Regions from separate parts of the Homo sapiens genome. Here region 1 is linked to region 2. A link is a contact called in ENCODE Hi-C or POLR2A ChIA-PET data. All regions are on one chromosome and are shown on one strand. The core of a region is the stretch at or near the end of the contact, and the rest is flanking DNA. Distances in the headings are between cores, read along the strand shown.

What was found. A loop is a pair of places that touch in the nucleus more often than their neighbours do. ChIA-PET counts read pairs that join two places held with the same protein, here RNA polymerase II (POLR2A).
Region 1: a map of HepG2 shows a loop between it and region 2 (24-fold over the local background). The contact joins two enhancer-like sites. A Hi-C loop is called at or near these places in 1 of 168 maps with a recorded cell type or tissue (HepG2). POLR2A ChIA-PET finds 5 or more read pairs at or near these places in 4 of 52 experiments (HEK293T, IMR-90, WTC11 and 1 more).

Annotation. Positions count from the first base shown.
Region 1 is chr6:138,833,641-138,836,340 of GRCh38, forward strand. The region is part of intron 4 of ECT2L (epithelial cell transforming 2 like); the gene reads left to right. Among named protein-coding and RNA genes, the nearest start is that of ECT2L, 39 kb to the left of the region's middle. Within about 2 kb of position 1,296, at least 4 of the 41 ENCODE cell types and tissues checked have a DNase peak (open chromatin) inside an H3K27ac peak, as active enhancers do.
Region 2 is chr6:138,784,669-138,787,466 of GRCh38, forward strand. CCDC28A (coiled-coil domain containing 28A) reads left to right here. Exons shown (of 6, transcript NM_015439.3): 4 at 559-713. Among named protein-coding and RNA genes, the nearest start is that of ECT2L, 10 kb to the right of the region's middle. Within about 2 kb of position 1,513, at least 2 of the 41 ENCODE cell types and tissues checked have a DNase peak (open chromatin) inside an H3K27ac peak, as active enhancers do.

The DNA of each region.
Region 1 (2,700 bases), core at 46-2,545, 49 kb after region 2:
AAAATACAAAAATTAGCCGGGCTTGGTGGCATGCACCTGTAATCCCAGCTGCTCAGGAGGCTGAGACAGGAGAATCGCTTGAATCCAGAAGGTGGAGGTTGCAGTGAGCAGAGATCACGCCACAGTACTCCAGCCTGGGTGACAGAGCAAGACTCCAGCTCAAAAATAAATAAATAAATAATTAAAAAAAAATGCACCAGGGACTGAAACTGGGGTATGAACAGCACCCAGACCCTGACCAAGCCATAAAAGTGTTTGTAAAGAAGCCACCCGACAAGGCTTAGAGGTGCTACCTAGGCAACCAGAAAACAGGGACCTCTGCCAAATCCACTCTCCCCTCCACAGGCCTCTCTCCAAGCTGTTCTCCTAGTCATTTTCATCACAATTTTGGCAGCTTCTACTTCTTATCAGAAATTTAAGAGCAGATAATTAAATTCAAGTCCCACATTACTAAGCTTTGTTATTTTTGCAAAGTACACATTGTACATTCAGTGGCACACTGCAAAGCATTATCATGAATTATTTAAATGACACCATCCTCGTCACAATAAATGAGCAAAACACATTTTTTCACTGTCTCCTTACATGTTGTTATTTCTCTTCACAGATTTCTTACTTTGCAACATTAACTAAAATGTGATGAGCCCTGCAATGTCATTACTACAAACTACCCTACCTTAGTTCTGCTGATCATGTATTTTTTTTTAATGTGACGGAAGCATTTTTCTTTCTTCTTAAGATTCATTATACTCAAACGTGTCCTTGTAGCAGCATAGAATAGGAACAAATATAAAACATGTATAACCAAGGTTTACTTTTGGAAGTAATTCATATTCAATTCTCCTTTGCTCTGCTGGGATGGAACAATAGATGCTGTGAGGTGGGAAGGTAGTAGACATGAAAATCTAAAGATACTGAGACCCTTCTTTGGAAAGGAGGCCGGAAACATCTCTGTTTTGCCTCTTATTTTATTACTGTATTTTATAATTCCAAGTAAATGAGAGTAAAACTTATCTCAAAGGCTAGCAAAATGATCCTGAAGTCTAACTCAGGCAATGAGGACAGTAATTCATTAGAAATTAACTGTTCTTGGCATTGTCACAGTCTTGTTCAGCTTGAATGTTAATCTCTAAGGAAATGACAGTTATTACCTGTGCTTTATTGTTGATACTGACAAGATCCTCAAGTGACACTTCTGTCTGTGGATACTACATGCTACCAGTACAGGCCCGGCTCCATTCTTTGCCCCCGTTTACACACACACACACACACACACACACACACACACACACACACTCTCATTCTCTCTCTCTGTCTCTTTCCTCACAACGGCCTGCCAACAGGTTCATTTTACGCCACTCTGTTTTGTCTCAGGATGTGACAAGGCTACATGGACAGGGATCAAAAAAACAGCAGTGACTTAAGGCCAGGGGAGGAAGAACACAGAAAATAAATCGTTAAAACTTGGAACTGAAGCAAACTTAAAAAAAAAATTTTAGCCACTTAAAAAAAACTTTTCATTTTGCAATAATTTTTAACTTACAGAAAAGTTGCAAGAATAGTACAAATAATGTCTTTATCCCTTTCACCTGGACTTCCTCATTTAGTTAACATTTTAATAGTTATGGCCAGGCGCAGTGGCTCAAGCCTGTAATCCCAGCACTTTGGGAGGCCAAGGCAGGCGGATCGCTTGAGCTTAAGAGTTCAAAACCAACCTGGGCAACATAGTGAAACCACATCTCCATTAAAAATACAAAAAAATTAGCCGGGTATGGTGGTGCATGCCTGGAGTCCCCAGCAATTTGGGAGGCTGAGGTGGGAGGATTGCTTGAGGCCGGGAGGCAGAGGTTGCAGTGAACTGAGATTGCGCCACTGCCCTCCAGCCTGGGTGACAGAGCCAGGCCCTGTCTCAAAAAAAAAAAAAAAAATAGTTAACAGTTTAATAGCTAACATTTTACCATTTTTGCCTTATTATTTAGAATCACTTGAGAGTAAATTACGAACATGATGCCCATTACCTTAAGTGTGTCAATGTGTGTTTCCTAAAACACAAGGACACACTGCTGAAAAATCAAAGTACATCCAGCATTACCAGGAAATCAGCACTGATACAATACTACATCCACCCTGCAGACTCCATTCCCATATTCCTGATTGCTCCAGCAATGTCCTTTATAATCACCCTTTTCCATTTGGTCCAGAATCCAGCCCAGGGTTATCTACTGTATTTAGTTTCCATGTCTCTAGATCTGCCTTCAATGTGGAGCAAATGCTCAGGTTTTCCTTGTCTCTTATGACTTGATACTTTTGAAGAGCACAGGCCTGCTGCTTTGTTGAATGACCCTCGATTTCTGGTTGGGTGATGGTTCCTCAAGATTACGCTCAGGTTATGCCTTCTTGGCAGGAATAGCGCGGAAATGATGCTGTGTTCTCAGTGGATCGCGTCGGGGGGCATAGCATATCAATTTGTCCCATAGCTGGAGATTACATCCCTTGGTTAAGATAGCTAATTAAGTATTTTGTACTTAATTTATATTTAATAAGCAATTTAAAAGTATTTGATTAATTTTAAAGTAATCAAAAACTATTCTATGTAAATATCCTGTTTCTTATCAAGCTTTCACCCACTACTTTTAGCATTCATTAATCTTTTTTTTTTTTTTTTTTGAGATGGAGTTTTGCTCGTCACCCAGGCTGGAG
Region 2 (2,798 bases), core at 263-2,762:
CTTTTTAAAAAGAAACGTTTCCTATATGCTCTTTTTTTTTTTTTGAGACAGAGTCTCGCTCTATTGCCAGGGTGGAGTGCAGTGGCACGATCTTGGCTCACTGCAACCTCTGTCTCCCGGGTTCAAGCGATTCTCCTGTCTCAGCCTCCCAAATAGCTGGGACTACAGGCACGCACCACCATGCCCAGCTAATTTTTGTATTTTTAGTAGAGACTAGGTTTCACCATGTTGGCCAGGATGGTGTTGATCTCCTGACCTCATGATCCACCAGCTTCAGCCTCCCAAAGTACTGGGATTACAGGCGTGAGCCACCACGCCTGGCCTGAAATATTTCCCATATGATTTTCTTTAGTACCCAAGGTCATTTCTTAAGTGGGTCATTGTTTTCCTGGTCAGAAATTTGATTTGTTATTAAACACAGAAAATATTAATGATTATCTAATTTACAGAAGAAAGAAAACCTGTTTCTTTTAGAGCACCTAGAGTTTAAGTGTTTTTACTCAATGCTGTTAGTTTGAACTGTCCTAATCATTATTAATGTTCTGGAATGTTCCCAAGGAAATGAATGTTCCATTGAACAGATGGAACATGTTCGGGGAATGCAGGAGAAATTAGCTCGCTTGAATTTGGAGCTCTATGGGGAGTTAGAGGAACTTCCTGAGGATAAGAGAAAAACAGCCAGTGACTCCAATCTGGATAGGCTTCTGTCAGATGTAAGTGTAATTCTTTTTCTTTGTTCTTTAAAAAAAAATTTTTGTTGCGAAAAAATGTACCTTTTGAACTATTTTAATGTATACAATCACGTGGTTGCTAGCGTATTCACAGTGTTGTGCCGATCGCTGTTGAATTGCGGAACACGTTCACCACCCCAGAAAGAAACCCTGGACCTCTCAATTCTCTCCTCATCCCCTAGCAACCCCTAATCTACTTTCTGCCTTTATGGATTTGCCTATTGTGGACATTTCATATCAGTGGAATTATGCAGTATGTGGACTAAATGGATTATTTTACTTAATGTTCAAGTTTCATCCATGTTGTAAAAACTTTACTCTTTTTTTTCAAGAAATGTATTCCAACAAAGTTATCGTATTTACATCTAAGCATGTATTCTCAGAATACAGATGCTGGCAAATCTGAAAGCAAAATATTTGCTTCTGTACAGATATAATAAAATCTTAAGATATAGAAGATAGTGGTGAAAAAGACCTTTCCTGATATGATTAATACATTTTGTGTTATTTACTCAGGTGGCGGTTACTTGTTTTTAAAGGCAGAACGACATTTGCTATTTCTGCTAATTGAGTACATTGCCATATGTATTACTTTGCCAGGGCTGCCAAAACAAAGTACCACAGACTGGGTGGCTTTAACAACAGAAATTTATTTTCCCACAATTCCGGAGGCTAAAGTTGGAGCTCAGGGTGGCAGGGTTGCTTTTTTCTGAGGCCTCTCAGTTTGTAGTAGCCGTCGTGTTCACATGGCTTCTTCCTCTATGCCAAGTGTCCAACTTTGCTTTTCCTGCCAGTCACATTGGATGAGAGCCCACCCTGATGACCTCATTGTGACTTAATTACCTCTTTAAAACCCCTGTCTTCAAATCTACTCACATTCTGAGATACTGGGGGTGAGGACTAAGACATGAATTTTGGAGGGTACACTGTTTAGCACATAACACAAAGTATGATTGTTACACTGAGAAATGTTAATTAAATTTGCCTCTTTAAATCCTTTTTGGAACAAAAATAAATAAAAATTGAATTCAACACACGTTAGTTTTAGATTCCCTATTAACTATTGACAAAAAAGGGTTAATTTCTACTGTTTTTCTCTCTTTTGAATAAGTAAATGTGAGGGAACTTGTATGCCAATACTTTCACTATTTCGAGTCTATAATCTTTTTATTTCATGTCTGTCTTACTCAGTCTTGCAAGTATTTCCATTTACAGTTCATGGTTTGTTTTTTTGAGACAGGGACTCACTTTGTCACCCAGGCTGGAGTGCAGTGGCGCCATCTGGGCTCACTGCAGCCTCAACTTCCTGAACTCATACGATCCTCCTGCCTCAGCACCCCCAAGTAGCTGGGACTATGGGCACATGCCACCACGCCCAGCTAATTTTTTTATTTTTAGTAGAGATAGGGTTTCACCATGTTGTACAGGCTGGTCTTGAACTCCTGGACTCAAGTGATCCGCCCACCCTGGCCTCCCCAAGTGCTGGGATCACAAGTGTGAGCCACGGTGTCTGGCTTTACCAGTTCATGTTTTACATTTTTTTCCTCTTAACAGATAATAAGTATAACTTGCTATACATTTAGGAGAATAACAGTGGTATAGTGAAAAGAACGCCGAATTTGAAACCAGAAAGGCTTCGTTTAGTTCAGCATTTGCATTTGGGTTATAACTGAACAACACTGAGCCATTTAGTTAACATTTTTGTAATTCACATGTTTCCTTCTGTAAGATAAAAATGCTGTAGTCTAAATGTTTATGTCCTCCCCAGAAAGCATATATTGAAATCTTAACTTAGAAGGTGATGGTAGGAGGAGATGGGGCCTTTGGGAGGTGATTCAGGCAAGAATGTGATTAATGTCCTTATAAAAGAGGCCCAAGAGAAACCTCCTACCCCTTCTACCATGTGAGGACATGGGGAGAAAGCCCTCCTGTTTCATGAACAGGAAGTGGTTCATGCCCTCCCCAGACACCAGATCTGCTGACTCCTTAATTTTGAACTTTCCTACCTGTAGAACTATAAGAGGTAAATTTCTATTGTTTATAAGCCACCAGTTTATGGTGTTTGTT